2 separate regions of the Mus musculus genome follow, and region 1 is linked to region 2. Evidence: chromatin loops called from intact Hi-C (ENCODE). Cell type or tissue: heart. All regions are shown on one strand. Region 1 overlaps Rbfox2 (RNA binding protein, fox-1 homolog (C. elegans) 2). Region 2 has its middle 24 kb from the start of Gm41352.

Region 1 (8,000 bases), 80 kb after region 2:
GCTCCGGGGCTACTGGTTAGTTCATATTGTTGTTCCACCTATAGGGTTGCAGACCCCTTTAGCTCCTTGGGTACTTTCTCTAGTTCCTCCATTGGGGCCCCTGTGTTCCATCCAATAGCTGACTGTGAGCATCCACTTCTGTGTTTGCCAGGCACCGGCATAGCCTCACAAGAGACAGCTATATCAGGGTCCTTTCAGCAAAATCTTGCTGGCACATACAATGGTGTCAGCGTTTGGAGGCTGATTATGGGATGGATCTCTGGGTGTGGCAGTCTCTAGATGGTCCATCCTTTCGTCTCAGCTCCAAACTTTGTCTCTGTAACTCCTTCCATGGGTGTTTTGTTCCCTATTCTAAGAAGGGGCAAAGTGTTCACACTTTGGTCTTCGTTCTTCTTGAGTTTCATGTGTTTTGCAAAATGTATCTTGTGTCTTGGGTATTCTAAGTTTCTGGGCTAATATCCACTTATCAGTGAGTACATATCATGTGAGTAAGATTTTATTTTTATGAAATTTGACAAACTTAGTCATATAGCCATTGCCACCATCAAAGTACATCCAGTGTTCCTTTGGGCTCCTTTGGATTTCCATCAACAAGGAGTACACGTCTTCTTTCCACTACCTAGTATTTTTGATCCAGAGTCATTCTAGGAGGTGTGTAGTAGTTCATCTTTGTGGTTTTAATTTGTACCAGTAGTGCTGGGTGTTTTTCATTGTATCTTTGTCTTCTGAACTTCTTTGATGGATCTTGTAAATCTTTTGCCTTTTCTTTTCCCCCCTGCTGACTAGGGATGGAACCCAGGGTCTTGTGCATGCTATACCACTAAATCTACAATTCTGGCCCTTAAAATTCTTTTTTTTTTTTTATATTTAAAATGATTTATTTATATATTTTATGTAGGTGGGTATTTTGTCTGCATATATGTCTGCACACCAGCAGAGGGCATTCAATCCCATGAGACTGATTATAGATGTTTTTGTAAACCATCATGTCGGTGCTGAGAATTGAATTCAGGACCTCAAGAAGAGCAGCCAATGCTTTTAACTGTTGAGCCACCGTTCTAGTCCTGATTTTTGTTGTCTTTCTGAATTCGTTTAGAAAGTCCTTTATCTTTGTTACCAGTTATGGGTTCCCCCACAGGCTCACGAATTTGAACATGTGATCTGAGGCTGGCAGTGCTGTTTTGGGATGTTAAGGAGCCTTGAGGAAATGTGGAGTTAGGTCACCTTTGAAAATATGAGGGGCTGGAGAGATGGCTCAGTGGTTAAGAGCACTGACTGCTCCTCCAGAGGTCCTGAGTTCAATTTCTAGCAATCACATGGTGGCTCACAACCATCTGTAATGGAGTCCAATGCCCTCTGCTGGTGTGTCTGAAGACAGCTACAGTGTACTCATATATATAAAGTAAATAATTCTGGGCCTGATTTTGTATTTAAAAAAGAAAAAGAAAATATAACCCAGTCATGGTTCCAGTCCTTTCCATTTTCCATCATGTCTGTCACAGTACTATGTGACTGGTAGCCTTGCTTTCTATCCCCTCCAGACTGTCACTTGAGTCACTGTGCCTTTTCTTCAAGGAAAGACTGGTAGGATATAATCCCTAGAATCTGCCTGTGGACAAAGTAGCCCTCCCTTGAGGGGCCCTGCCATGCGCTTTGTCACCTTGAGAAACAAGTGCCCCTTTCATGTAGATCATGTGCATTGGCAACATTTTGTTACTAGTTTTAAGTAAAAATGTACCCCCTACCTCCATATGTTTCTCTGTGTAGCCCTGGCCGCTCTGGAACTTGCTCTGTAGACCAGGCTAGCCTGGAACTCTCAGAGATCCACCTTCCTCTGCCTCCTGAGTTCTGGGATTTAAAGTATGCACTACCACTGCCTGGCAAAATGTAGCTTTAAAATTTTTTCTTTTCTGTACACAGAAGTGTTGGAGTGGATTCTTTGGGGCTTTCCATACAGCCTGTATGCTGTGATTCCATGAGGGAAATGCATATTTGTTGGAGAATTTTGTGCAGAGGTGGAGATCTTAGGGGATCCAGAAGAACTGCTTCTCCTTAGTGCCTAGGAAGGGAAAGGAAAGGGAAGTGGTGACCAGAGAGTCTTAGGTGGTATGCTTAGGATACTAAATGCAGCGGTGGGAGGAAGGGCTCTAAAACTGTTCAAAACAGAAGAGCAGGGCTGGATAAAGCATTGAGCCTAGACCAGCTCCTATGGCGAGCTGTAGGGAATTTTAACAACCTCTTCATTTGGTAGCCAAGACTTGGCCTTTGGAGGGGATGGGGCTTTTTGGAGATCAGGTGAGTCATGACCTGGCTAAGTTTGGACAGCAGTATGAAGACGCTCCTCATCCTGTGAAGCAGGGTGGGTAAGAGAAAATCTAGAATGTTAAATACACAGTTCTGTTGTTTTAAAACTATCCTTGTGTTGACTTAGTTTCTTTAGTAAATAGCAATAATAATAAAGCACAGTGGTGGAGTTTGTGACTGAGCTGGGAAGTTTTTGACTAGAAATGAAACTGTGATATATCTTGGTTATAACAGAAGCTGTAAGAGAGCAAATGAGAATCCATGTTGGCAAGCAAGGAAATTTGTTTTTCCTGAGAACAAAAGGAGAAAGGTGCAGAGATCGCAGGTCTGGATTATGCTAGTCATAATTAGCTGTGAAAACTCAGACTCCCAAGGTGAGGGTTTGTTGGAGTCTGATTTGCCTTTGGATCACTGAGAGCACTGGACTAAGGAAGGACCTGGGAAACCCTTCAGTGGCGGATGCTCTGGAGCCTGATTCAGGCTAGGGGCTGGGCTCCTTGCTTCTGCATTTCCCTAATCCATCATAACAATGGGGAGTGTTTTGTGACATTACATTTCTATTTATAAATGCTAACACTGGGATTCAGAGAAACTAGATGATGTGGCCAAGTTCATATGACCAGGAAGTGGCTGAGCTGAGGTTCACCTTGAGGATTCTGAGGTATCCCAGCATGCCTTCTCTCTGTTGTGCCTGTGTTAATTAAGGTGTCGTTTGTAGGCTTGTATTATTTCACTCACTGTTTATTATCAGTTCATATACAATAGGTGCAGAAATTGAAAGCACTTAGAAACTCAAGACAGTTTGACTGTAATTTCCTGAGTGTGTCATCCAATAAGGCTGAGATGTACGTCTTTGGATTTTTTTTTTAATTTAATTTCACACGTCTAGTAATACATTTTAGTGCATTTTAAGCAAGCAAAAAACAAACAAAAATGCTATTTCACTGATGGTTAGAAACCTAAAAAGAAAAGGTTGCTTTTTACAGTTGGTCTGAGAAGCTCTGCTGGCCTTGCTGTGACCCAGTTGTAGACACCTGCTTCAGCGGAGTCTTACACTGACTCTTGATTGGTGGAGCTCTGAGTGGCTGGGAAGAGAGATCAGAGAACAGGAGAGGCAGTAGGGGAGATGTGAGGAGGAGGGAAGAATGTGCAGCATAGCCTTCAGCAAAGGCAGCAAGGTGAGGGATGCCCCACCTTCTGTGCTCAGTAATGTCCGGCTTCCTGTCTTTTTGTAGCCTTGTCTTTTATTACACTCTGCCTGGCAGTGATGCAAAAGGGACCAAATGTAGGAGAAGAAAGTCATAGAAATGACGTTCAGAAGGATCACATATGAACACACACACACACACACACACACACACACACACACACCCTAAAAGTGTTTCCCTTTAAGGAAAAAGCTGCAGCTCTTTGGCAGAGCCAAGAGTTTTGATTGGCCCCTTCTCCTGCTGTTTGCCAGAAGAATCCCAACCAGTCCAGTTTTTTTTTTTTTTTTTTTTTTTTTTTAAAAAGGTGGTTTGGGAGACAGCCCAGCAGCCAAGTCTCTGGATTTAATTTGAAGTATAGAATGTTTCAGGGAGGGTTGGACCCAGCAGACGCGCCCCCTACTGTTCACCCTCCCACTGTGCACCAGGGAGTGTGACTGCTATTTTTGGAACACCCTTTCCTGCACCTCCTCTGTGCCTCATGGATTCTTTCTGAATTTCTCAAGTTGTGCCGGCTCTGGGATGAAGAAGGTTTGTAGCCAGTCTTTGCTACTTTGTGGGTTCTTTTTTTCCCTCACCCTTTATCTCCCCCTCTCCCTACTACCCCCTAATCATTAGATAGGAGAGAAATAAGGATGCAGGGGTGGGGGCTGGGAGAGAAAGAGATCCTTGAATCTAAGTTCTTTCTTTTTGTTTCTTCTTTGAACACAACTACCAGCAAACTGCAAACAGCCCTACCTCTTGGGGCCCTAGCATTTATATACCCCCCAAAAAGCTCCCAGACTTCCACACATCACACAGTTGCAGAAATATTTGAGGCAAATATTTGAGGCCAAAGCAGCCCCATATATCCCACACGTGGGATTAGAACGAAAACACATCCTTACAATATTTCTGTGTTTTTAAAGAAACTAAAATTCCATAATTCTCACTACAGATGGTAAGTTACTGAGGTGTTTTAGAGACCTCTCTGCAGCGGCTGTGGAGGAATTACTCATCCCACCTGTTACTCAGGACATGAGCCTAAGCAGTGTGCCCTGGGACTGTACAGGTTGGCTTTCTCTACTTTTAGACGCTCTAGGAGCTAGATCAGTTTTTGTTGTGAGGAAAACATCTTGCACATTGACTAGAGATGAGGGCAGGTGCTGTATGTGTAGATGGACCTCTTGCCAAAACATTTACATTTGATCTGCGACAATCTCTGCCATCTTAGTGTGTCTGAAGGCAAGACTGCCAGCAAATGGCAATTTAATCCCCAAAGTTAAGTTGCTCTCTTATCCGAAGCCCTAGCACTTAGCCTGAGGTTGGGAGCCGGCTCCTGGTTGCTTAGATGTAACTGGTGTCCTTGGGGCCACAGTTTCAGTGATCTACTAAGTCTCTTGCCTAATGTGGCTTAACTTAGCTCTGCCCTGCTATGTGGAAAAAGACCTACCTGTTTAGGATTCATTGGCTCCATGGGACAGTTAGACAGTTTATAGTGCCAGCCTGCATATTTCATGGTGAAAGATTTCAGGTTTGTTAAACCCTCATAACAGAATGTAGATTTAAAAAAACACTCTGAAAAGTACTCCTTAAAGAAGGCTTTGGGGAGCATGAGTCACAGGACTGCAATAAGTATTGATCATTGTACACAACACAGATGTCTCATGGTACTCAGGGGCTCCTTTCCCTGCCTCATACACAGGTCCCAGATTCCCTTATTTAAATGCACAGTGGTTAATGTTAACCTGGGTATCTTCTATATCTCTTCAGTGGTCTCTAGATCACTTAATGATTTCTAGTACATTGTCATGCAGTATAAATAGTGACTACACTATATTGTTTAGGAAATAATAACAGAAAATCTATATATCTTAATAGTAGATCTTTTTTTATTGTTGTTTTGGTTTTGTTTCCCTCAGATATTTCCAGTTGATGCAGGTGTGGAACCTGTGACTATGGAAGACTAACTTAACTAATGAACAGTGTGAACTAAAATTGCCTTCCAACACCTGTGTCACTCCTGTAGCCTGCAGCCTCCTGGGGTGTAGGGCTGTTTCTTAGTCGGCTTTCTTCTGAGTCTAGTCTTGGTCTATTCAACCCTTAAGTGATTCTGTTATATAAGAGGCTTTTAAACTGTGAACAAAGGATGGAGTTCTTTCTGCAGCTTACTTGTAAACTTAGCTCTTCTGGTCTTGGTGCTGTATGTCTCTGATAGTTGCTGGGTCCAGGGAGTTTAGACAGCACCTCTTCCTTTCACACTACCCACCTGCCTTGTTTGCTGGTCTCTAACCATGATGGCGACTGGTACAGCTTTACTGACAGGCAGGCAGCGTCTGTTCTCCCACAATACACTAACTCTCTATGATTTGGAGGGGATAAGAGACGGCCTTGAAGTGAAGGTTTCCACCTGTGCTTCTGTTTTATTAAGTATGTGGAATTGGAGGGTTTCAGTGGGTGCTGGGAGAAATGCCTATGCACATTTTAAAGGGTTAAAGATAGTGAAGAGAAAGTTAAGTATCAGCTAATGAACGGCTTCCAAATGTCAAGACACACATTTCCCAAGCTGAGTCCCAGGTTTGCACACTCTACCAGGATTCCCGTTTTTTAGTAGAAAACGTCAATAAAAATGGACCTACTGGAGAAACAAGTGTTAACAGTTAACTCAGGATTGTGAGTGGGGAAATTCATTTTCCTTTTGAATGCTAGGACACCTGTGCCAGTTTCTTTTTTCGTTTTTGTACTTTTTGCACAATTTAGAAGCCAAAAGTTTCACAAAAGATATGCTTCATTTACAGCTTTAAAAAAAAGTGGAACAATATTTGGATTTCTGAATATAGCATTTAAAAGTGCTAATTGTTAAAAAGGGATTTTGTTTGCATGCACGCTAAAATTTTCTTGGGGTTCCTGGGCCCAGAGAGGATGGTAACCACTAATCATATGGGTTTCTTGATTGTGGCTCCCAGGAAAAGATGGAGAAACTGGCTCTCAACCCCTCCCCTCCCCTCCCCTCCCCTCCCCTCCCCTCCCCTCCCCTCCCCTCCCCTCCCCTCCCCTCCCCTTCTCTTCTGAGAAGGCCAACTACAGGCCTCTGGTCCTAACTGATTCCAGATGGGCTTGCTAGAGTACAAAGGTTTTCAGTGTGTTTGGCTAGGGCTGACCATGAGGCCCCTGAGTACTTCCTGAGCAGCTCTGCAATTGTACTCACCTAATAAGAAACAGCCTTAACTGCTTGCACCCAGAGCAGCCGTGTTGGTGTCCTTTCTTTGTGCCCCATTCTCTGAACCACCCTATCCTCTTGCCTGGTGTCTTCACTAAGCTCTTCTGCATTGTTTTCAGGGGACATTAAAATACTCACATATTTCTTATGGATGAGAGCAGAGAAGAAAAGAGTGGTCAAATAACGGCACTTTTCTAATTTTGACGATTAGAAAAGGCTTTTTTGTTTGTTTTTTTTCCTTTCTGGACCTGAGGGGAGTTGGTTGGCATGTAAATGAGACTGGGAAAACCAAGGCAATCGTTATTTTTAATTTAAAAAATCCTGGCACGTTTCCTGAATAGTTCAGAATACCATGTGTGATGGTTTATTCACACTGTACACTGAGTATGGTAAGCTGTGATTTGCTGAAGGGTGAGCATGACCTTGAACCCAGAGGATGTGTTCTGTATTCAGACCCTGTGCAGCATTGCTGCCAAGGGAGTGTGCCTGCTGCATGTGACACTGGCTTGGGTTTGGCTGTCCTCCCAGCCCCTGCACAGCCTACAGGAAGATTCTGTGATGCTCTGCTGCAGGCTCTGTGAGTTATGATTTGGGGCCTTCTAGACAACATCAAGAATTTATTTTATGTATATACTTAACTTTTATTTTGTTTCAAGTGCCTAGTGGCTGAGGGTGTGCTGGTATCAGCTTGTACTTTTCTGGCTCTAGCTGAATGCAGAGACTCTGCCATCCCTGGGGTTCACTTGGGCCTCTGCAGTTGCACGCCAGTCTAGTCAGAGGATAACTGATAGGAGCTGTTTCTCTGTGCATCGTGTGGGTTCTGGTGATTGAACTCGGGTCATTAGATTTGGTGGCAAGCGCCTGTACTCATGGAGCCATCCCTGTGGCCTTTTCTTCGGTGGTTTCTTGAGCCAGACATGAACTGTATTGTCTGATGAGTTCTTACACTGTTTCTGAGGAGTGAAGTTGAATATCTGGACTGTTTTGGTGTTTGTGATGGGTTGGAGTACTTGCAGTGGGATGGCCTAAGGCAGGTGGTGCGGTCACCTTCGGTATGACTGAGGCCTAGCTTTGCTTCTGAAGGAGATACCCATCATTAAACACCCACTTCTTGTAAGTCTCAGTTGACCAGTAGGATCTTCTTTTCTTTATTATTGTTACCTGTGAATAAAAAAGGCAGCCGAGGCGTGCATCTTTGGAATAGCTGCCCTTTGTCTAGTAGAAGGCTCCTAGTTATCTCTCTCTCATTAGAACTGCCAGGTAGGCAACCTTAATTCCCCTTTCACATAGAA
Region 2 (8,000 bases):
CTAGGCATAGAATTTTAAGTTCCAAATATGTCTAGAAGAACTTGGAAGAGACAGTCTTTCCTCCCTGAATGCTCATGAATTCCATCAGAAGAACAATGCCTGCCTCAGAGGTCAAAGAGTTTAAAGGAAGAAATCATCTAAGAAATACGAATACTTGTCCTTTTAGGCAGGCATTAGGATATATGGTAGTCAGACTAACCTGGTGACTTGATGTCATGTAACTTTTCTGTTTTCTATATTTGCTTCTTTTTAAAAAAAGATTTATTTATTATTATATCTAAGTAGCTGTCTTCAGACACACCAGAAGAGGGCATCAGATCTCATTAAGGATGGTTGTGAGCCACCATGTGGTTGCTGGGATTTGAACTCAGGACCTCCGGAAGAGCAGTTCAATGCTCTTAACCACTGAGCCATCTCTCTAGCCCATCATGCTATTCAGTCTCTTTGACTGAATTCCTTTCTCACACCTGCCTGTTTACTCAAGCTTAGTTGAGGTCTTTAATAAACAAGGCTTTAAAAACTATTTCTGTGCAAAAGAGCATTTGGAACCTGATACTAGGCAATACCTGCAGGGCAACCAGGGCAGTAAGAAGAGGAAGGGAGGCACCAAGGAAGTATGTGTTGTCAAGGCAACAGCCTCTCCATCAACCATGCTGGGAAATGCCAGGGTGGAGCAAGCTCAGACTCATTCCAGCCAAGGTGTGGGAGAAAAGAGGTGTCTATTCCAGGTCCTGTCCACCATTGGCTGAGGGCCACTTCCAGAAGAGGGCATGTTAGTTTTTTTGATACATCAGAAAGGTACACAGTTGGTAAACAGAACCCTGGAGATGAATGAGGGGAAAAAAATTCAATTAAAGAAATAACGTTGGCTTCCTGTTGGAGTTGGAGTCACTGTGAACCAGAGTGGTTCTAGGCAAGGATTCATGAGCAAGGGATCTATACAATTGAATTAATGGCTTCATGGTTGTCTCACACGCCTCTGAGGATAGTTAATGACCCCATTATGGTCCTTCCTCTTTCCTTAAGTGCTGACCCATATGTTATGGAGCCTGGTGCTGGCTTCTCTCTAATGGTTTTGTCCTTTATTGCTTTCAGAGGCTTTTGTCATTTGCCTGGAGCCCGGGGAGAGGATGAGACAGAGTGTGGCACTCTACTCTCAAGGCTGCCTTGGGGACAATGGTTGTCCCTCAGCTGCCAGGCACAGTCTCATTTCCTATTTCTCCCATCTTCCTCTGAGATTTGCCCCTAGGGTCTGGAGTCAAGAGCTGCTGCTCACTGCTTCCTTGCAGAGAGGAGAACAGAAGGGATTAACAAGTTGAGACTTCTCAAAACATCTGAAACAACTGTCTTCTTGGTAACCTCAAGCCCTTCCTACCCCTCAGATGTGCTGGGGGATTTGGGAAACTCCAGGGACTCCCCTGGTTCCCCTCCTGTACATAGTCTAAGCCCCAAACTTCTCCATGTTTCTGTGTGTATCTCCTTCAGGAATCTCTTTCTCTCTGGTGATATTCCTGTCTGTTTTCCAGACTTGTGTGTGAGTCTATTGTTTTGTTTTGTTTTTAAAGATGTATTTATTTATTTATTATGTGAGTATACTGTAGCTATCTTCAGACACTCCAGAAGAGGGCATCAGATCTCATTACGGATGGTTGTGAGCCACCATGTGGTTGCTGGGATTTGAACTCAGGATCTTCAAAAGAGCAATCAGTGCTCCTAACCGCTGAGCCATCTCTCCAGCCCGAGTCTATTGTTTTAAAGCATCTCTTTTCTGTCCTTGTTACAAACTAGAGACAGGAGTAGCAATAAAAACATGTGCTTGTCTGATCATCTTTAGCCACATTCCAAGACAGATACATACTTTTTAAAGTATGGACCAGTGCTATAAATGTGGGTGTCAGCCCAGCATGGCGATCACAGCAGAAATCCCAGCATGAGGGAGACCAAAGCAGAAGGAACAAGAGCTGAAAGCCAGCTCAGGTTACAGAGACCTCAAACAACAACAACAACAAAAAGGAAACAAGATTAGGTTGTCTTCGGACTTGTGCTTCCTTTGAGCAATGTTGCTGAGATGAACGAAACATCAGCCGAGGCCACAGCCATTCCTGCCGAAGGCCAGATCTGTGTGTTTTCCTGTGAAGCTTCACAAATCACACCAGATGTTCCAGGAATTAGGATCAGAGTCTCAGTTCCAAGGAGGGTCCAGCAAGAGGGTCAAATAACACCCAGCAAGTGGGTCAAATAACACAGCGCTTAGGATACATTGTTTACTTTTTTTTTTTTTTTTTTTTTTTGGAGACGGATCTCTTGTCACCCAAGCTGATGGATAACGTTAAACTTCTCATCTCGCTTTCATCTCCCAAATGCTAGAGTTACAGGTGTGCATAAGGACCAAACCCAGGGCTGTACATGCTAGGTAAGCATGCTGCCCTCTGAGCCAAATCCCTGGCCTGTTTATGTAATGTCCTATGTATTATATGGAACATGCTAACACTCAAAAAGTATTTGCCTGAAATTCAAAGTTAGCTGAGAATCCTGTACTTTATCTGGCTGCCACATTGAGAACTGAGACGCAGGCAGGGCGTGTGTGCCCAGGACTAACCAGCCCCTTCTCCGAGGCCTTTGTTCTGATGATTCTTAGTTTTTTGTTTTGCAAAGGTCTCCAGCAGGGCCATGAGTGATGGTGGGTGTGTGCATGCAGAAGAAGCACAGTAAATATTTACAGATTGATAGTAAGAGCCAGGGGTGCTCAGCGCCCTGCCTCACATAGGTCAGAGTCCACAGAGGGTGGAAGAAGAGGCGTGAACCACACACTTCATGCCTCCTGGGTTTCATGGCTGGGGCAGGAAAGGCTCTAGGGTGAAGTCAGACCTGACCTCGGAGAAGGAACAGCTGAAGCTTCTAGAATGTGGTCAGACCTGAGCGGCAAGGTAGGGAGCAAAAGCAGGGAGCTGAGGACTCCCTGAGGTGCAGGAGACTAAAGGGAGTGTCAGGGGAGGGATGAGCTGGGAACCAGAGGGTTGGCAGAGCCAGTCAGGCCTGGAGGATGTGGTCAGAGAGTGTCACCCTGTGGGAGACAGGACAGCAGAAGGGCTGAGCACAGGCTCAGATTCCTGCATTCTGATGCAGGCTTTTCCTCCGTGGGGCAGGGAGCCTAGCACTCCGGCTCATTAAATCAGTCTATGTATGTGACATTTCTTTTATAAGCTCCGCTTTCCCTAGACAGCCCTCTGAGGCTCTGGTACCCACATCATTTTGTTTCAATGAGGCAGAAGCCCAGTGTGATCATAGCTGCCACCTCCTGGTGATGCTCATCAAAGACACCTTGTGGATGCTACCCAAGCCTACCTTTTGCTAGCATGGAGGTGGTGGTGATGGTGATGATGGTGGTGGTGATGATGCTTGTCACACACATAGTGACCATGCACTGGTCCAGAAATAAGCTACCCCTAGTCTCATTTGTTCACACAGTAAAAGGCTAAGGAAGGGCTGGCTAGGGAGAAATGTGGGCAGACCCCTGGAGAGCAGGGATGCTACAGAAACCTAGAAGGGGCTAGTCACAAAGGACACAGCCAAACATGCTCTAAGAGAGCAATGAGTCTCAGAATCCAGGGAGAATCTCATGAGGAAAGAAGTCGGAACTGCCCGGTGCAACGGCCACCATGCTGGGGCTGCTCATTCGGAGTCCCAGCATCATCGTCACATCACTGCCTCACCAGAGGAAGTCCTGCTGGCCTTGATAGCTTCAACCCCTACTAAAAACGTGGGTTCGGTTTAATTTTATGTTTTAAGGAGATGACCAGAGGAAAGAGAATACGGTGGTTGGTCCAGGTCCCGTTGGTAGGACAGGGGAACTTGGGGCGGGGGGTGGGGGGATGGGGCATACACATGAGTGAGATTACTGCAAGAAATGGGTTTATGTGTTTATCAGGGCAGACTGGGTAAATTCAAAATCTGCAGGGTGGGGAATGAAAGAGCTGGAAAGAGTGAGCACGCGCTAGTGCTGCTGTTCACAGCAGAATTCCTGCTGCTTCCAAGAGTCTCAGCTATTCTTAGATGACTCTTCCACTGAAGAACTGAGACCCACCCAGGTACTAGGTGTCTTAAAGTAAAAGAGCCATAAGCCAAGAACAATGCCTGCTGGTACCCCCAGAGTAACAGAGACAATGCCTAAAGCCTGGGCGTGTGGAGACTGCAGCCTAGCCGACTTCATGCCTAACACAGACCCCTGGAGTGGCGTAGGCCAACACCGTGTTGGGAGGAGCCTGGGGTACCACAGAAGTTCTGGGTTTGGGTGGGGCCTAGACGAGCTGCCAACCGTTTGGATCTGCTCTGCTGGCCTTGCAATGCTGTTCCATCTTGGTGAACTCGCTATGCCTCAGTTTTGCGGACTGAGAAATGGAGATAGTTACAGTGCTGTCTGTGGGACGGCTATGATGGGAATCAAAGGGACAAGAACGTGAAAGGGGCTTGAAACTAGACAACAAAAGCTCGTTGTACGACTTTGCTACCCCGAGCTCCTCACTAGGAAAGCGGTCCTGGGCTTGCGCGCGCCCCCTAGAGGAAAAGAAGAAGCAAGAAGGCATGAAGGCGTTCCTCTTTGGGAACCCTAGTCGCTTTGCTGTACGGCTTTGCAGAGCAGGCAGAAGGTTTCTTTTCTCCATCAGTTAAGGGATACTTGTGATGTATCACCACGGTCTCAAAACAGAGGTGGAGGCAGGCCACTACTCTTGCATCAGCAGGCAGGAACCAGCAGAGAGCCGCCTCCAGGGGGCGCGATGGAGCTTCTGCTGCGGTCGCGGGCCGGAGGCGCGGCTCGCCCCAGCGGGCTTCTGGGCGTTCTTGGAAAACCCTTGGAAAACACTGGACTTCCTGCCACGAAATGGGTGGGGACCGCAAGCATTTGCAATCCCGGGTAACACTGCGCCTGTAACTCCATTAGCACTGCCAGATTGGGGGACACCCATCACGTGGCCTGTCTGCTTTACGGGCCAGCCTGGATTTCTTGGAGCCAAGCTGGTTTCTCTTAGGTCCCTGGATGACCCAGGCTTACGTTTTTGATCTATTTGAATGTGTCTGTTGCCTTTTCCCTGCTGTAACCCAGGAGCGTTCCTTTAACTCAGCAGACCACACAGTGATGCAGGACAGACAGGGGGTCTTTCAGAGTCTGTAGGCGGTGGGAGCATGCAGGTCGTTGTTAGATGCTTCAGTGGCTGACCTTTGGCACAGCAGGCTAAAGGAAGGAAGAGGCTGAAGCAAAGGAGCTTTGGTTAAGACTCCCCAGCCAGGCGCCTGAACCAAAGCTGGTACCCTTGGACTCAGCCCTGCGTGGGCGCAGATGAGGCCGCTCTCATCCTGGACTCTTAAAAGCAATGGGAACCTCGCACACACAAATCCTCCAGAGGTCTCTTCCTAGCTAGAAAAGAAGCAGGCCAGGATCAGGAATGGAACCGGAGTCCTGGAAGCAAGCAGGAATGAAACCAGGTCTCCAATCCTGTTTCTACGAGTGCCTTCGTGACCTTGAATAATGCCAGTTCCATGACCCTCAGTCTCTCCTCGTTACAAGATGGGCTTGCTCTTGCAGAGGACCTGAGTTCAGCTCCCAGCACCCATGTGAGGCCTCACAACCATGTTTAACTCCAGTTCCAGGGAATTCAACATCTTCTTCCAGCCTCCACAGGCAACGTGCACACGTATATGTGATGTGCTGATATACAGGAAGACAAATATTCATACACATAAAAATATAAAAATATTGAAGGAAACCAAACCTTCAGGGTTTGGGTCATGGCTCAGTTACTAGAAAGCTTGCCTATCACGTGCTCAACCCAGGGTTCTGTCCCCAGCACCAAAATAAACCAGGGATGGTAGTGTACACCTGTAATTCCAGAGCTCTCGAGGCTGAGGCCAAAGGATCAGAAATTTGAGGCCAAAAATAAATAAATAAGTAGGAATAATTTGTGATCAGCTTTACTTAATTGTAGGTTTGAAGCCAGCCTGGGCTACTGAGAGCCTCGTCAAAAAACCACCTCACCCACCTTCCTCCATCAGTGGTTCAGCTACCTTCTTTTTTTTTTTTTTTTTTTTTTTTTTTTTTTTTTTTTTAAAGATTTGTTTATTATATGTAAGTACACTGTAGCTGTCTTCAGACATTCCAGAAGAGGGCACCAGATCTCGTTACAGATGGTTGTGAGCCACCATGTGGTTGCTGGGAATTGAACTCAGGACCTTCGGAAGAGCAGTCAGTGCTCTTAACCGCTGAGCCATCTCTCCAGCTCCCTCAGCTACCTTCTGAAACTACAGGTGAACCCCACTATTTGCATTTCTTCCAGAATCAGGGCCAAGGAGAATCACCTCTGTTTTCCTCAAGTCCCTGCTCCTTACTCTGGGGAACTAAGGTGACAGTCACCTGAGTCCAAGGAAAACAATTCCTTAGGAAAAGGAGATGGGTGGGAATTTCTAGCGTGGAACTAGCCTGCAACAACCAGCCAAGAAATGTTTGCTGGATGAATGAATTCACGGTCAGTTGGTTTGTATACAGATAAAACTTCGAGCTCTAGGCCCTACAGAGCTGGTTGCTCAAGGCCTTCAGAAACCTCTCATATTTCTTCATTGTGACAAAGGGCTTAGAACGTGGCCTGTGGGGCCGAGTTCGAACTCTTGTTTTGACACTGCTAGATGCTGAATCCTGGGCAAATGATTTAACCTCTCCTGGCCTCAGTGTTTTTGTCTGTAAAATGGAGACAATGGGGCCTGCTTCCTAAGTTCCTAGAAAGGTCAGGAGAGAATATGTGAAATCCACTAAGGGCCATGGACAGGAAGAGCTCAGGACATGCTAGCTGCTGTATCCATGCTGTCCAGGATTGTACCATACACAGACACTATCCTGGAAGAGAACCACTCAGGTCTCAAACATTTGCCCATCTGCTCAGCAAACAAACATGGTGTGTCTCCTGTGGGCTAGGTCCCCTTATAGCTGTGGGGGATACAGACTTCAACCATCTCTGCTCTCAAAGAGTTTGTGTATACATGGCTGGAGGGAAGAATGAAGGCAGACAGAGGATGCTCTGTAATACAGAGCATCTTGGTGGTCAGGGTTTACAGCGCAGGAAGGGGGTGGCAGAGATGCAGGAAGCAATGGTATCTGTGGGCTCCGGGGAGGTCTCCCAGATAAGGATGCTTCTGGGCAAAGATCCAAAAACGAGTGGGCAGGTAAACAGTGTAGATGAGGGAGGGGGCAGGGAGCTGCCTACAAGGAGGGGACAGCCTGTGTGAAGGCCCTGAGGTGGCAGAGAGTAGAATGGTCAAGGGTCAACAAGGTTGGAAAGGCTGATAGGGAGAAGGTGGTAGAGAAGGTGGGGGCGTGGCAGAGGATGATGAGAGGTGCTTAGCTTAAGCGACTAGGAGGAGGGAGGGGTTTGGGTTTTGTTTTATTTTGTTTGTTTTGTCTGTTGTTGGTAGTGGGCTTTTTTTCTTTTTTTTTTTTTTTTTTGGTTGGTTGGTTGGTTTGGGATTTGGGTTTTTTGTTTTGTTCTGTTTGTTTGTTTTGTTGCGGTGGTTGTTGTTTAATACAGAAGGCTTTAAAAACCTCCCAGGTCACTGTAAACAGTCTTCCATTTCACCAGAACTCAACAAGTGGCGGCTTCTTTCTCGCTTACATTTGTCTTAACTCTTTATATATGTGTCTTACCTGCACGTATCTGTGTGCCGTGTTCTTGGTACCTCTGAAAACCAGAAGAAGGTGTCAGAGCCCTTGACACTTGGGTTTCGTCAGATAGTTGTGAGTTGCTTTGTAGGTGCTGGGAATAGAACCCGGGTCCTTTGCCAAAGCAGTCAGTGTTCTTAACCACTGAGCCATCTCTCTAGCCTCCCGTGGTAAGGTTTATTTATTTATTAATGTCTATGTATTTATATGTATGTTTATGGGTGTTTTGCCTGCATGTTTGTCTGTGTATCACACACATGCCTTATGCCCAAGGAGACCAGAAGAGGATTTTGGATCC

Evidence for each region. Hi-C counts contacts between places; a loop is a spot of excess contacts. Peaks named below come from ENCODE experiments on the same cell type or tissue, not always from the same donor. Only the 100,000 strongest peaks of a DNase experiment are listed, where the experiment ranks them.
Region 1: a loop joins it to region 2, with 2.2 times the contacts of the local background. A loop is called at or near these places in 2 of 42 quality-filtered maps.

Annotation. Positions count from the first base shown.
Region 1 is chr15:77,253,482-77,261,481 of GRCm38, reverse strand. All of the region lies in intron 1 of Rbfox2 (RNA binding protein, fox-1 homolog (C. elegans) 2), which reads left to right. Among named protein-coding and RNA genes, the nearest start is that of Rbfox2, 50 kb to the left of the region's middle. In heart, CTCF peaks have their summits at 936 (motif pointing right), 3,914 (motif pointing left) and 7,267; DNase peaks (open chromatin) are centred at 3,921, 6,671 and 7,191; H3K4me3 peaks cover 256 bases; H3K27ac peaks cover 2,965 bases.
Region 2 is chr15:77,333,402-77,341,401 of GRCm38, reverse strand. No RefSeq gene overlaps it. Among named protein-coding and RNA genes, the nearest start is that of Gm41352, 24 kb to the right of the region's middle. In heart, a CTCF peak has its summit at 3,293 (motif pointing left); DNase peaks (open chromatin) are centred at 4,281 and 4,891; H3K4me3 peaks cover 1,223 bases; H3K27ac peaks cover 1,602 bases.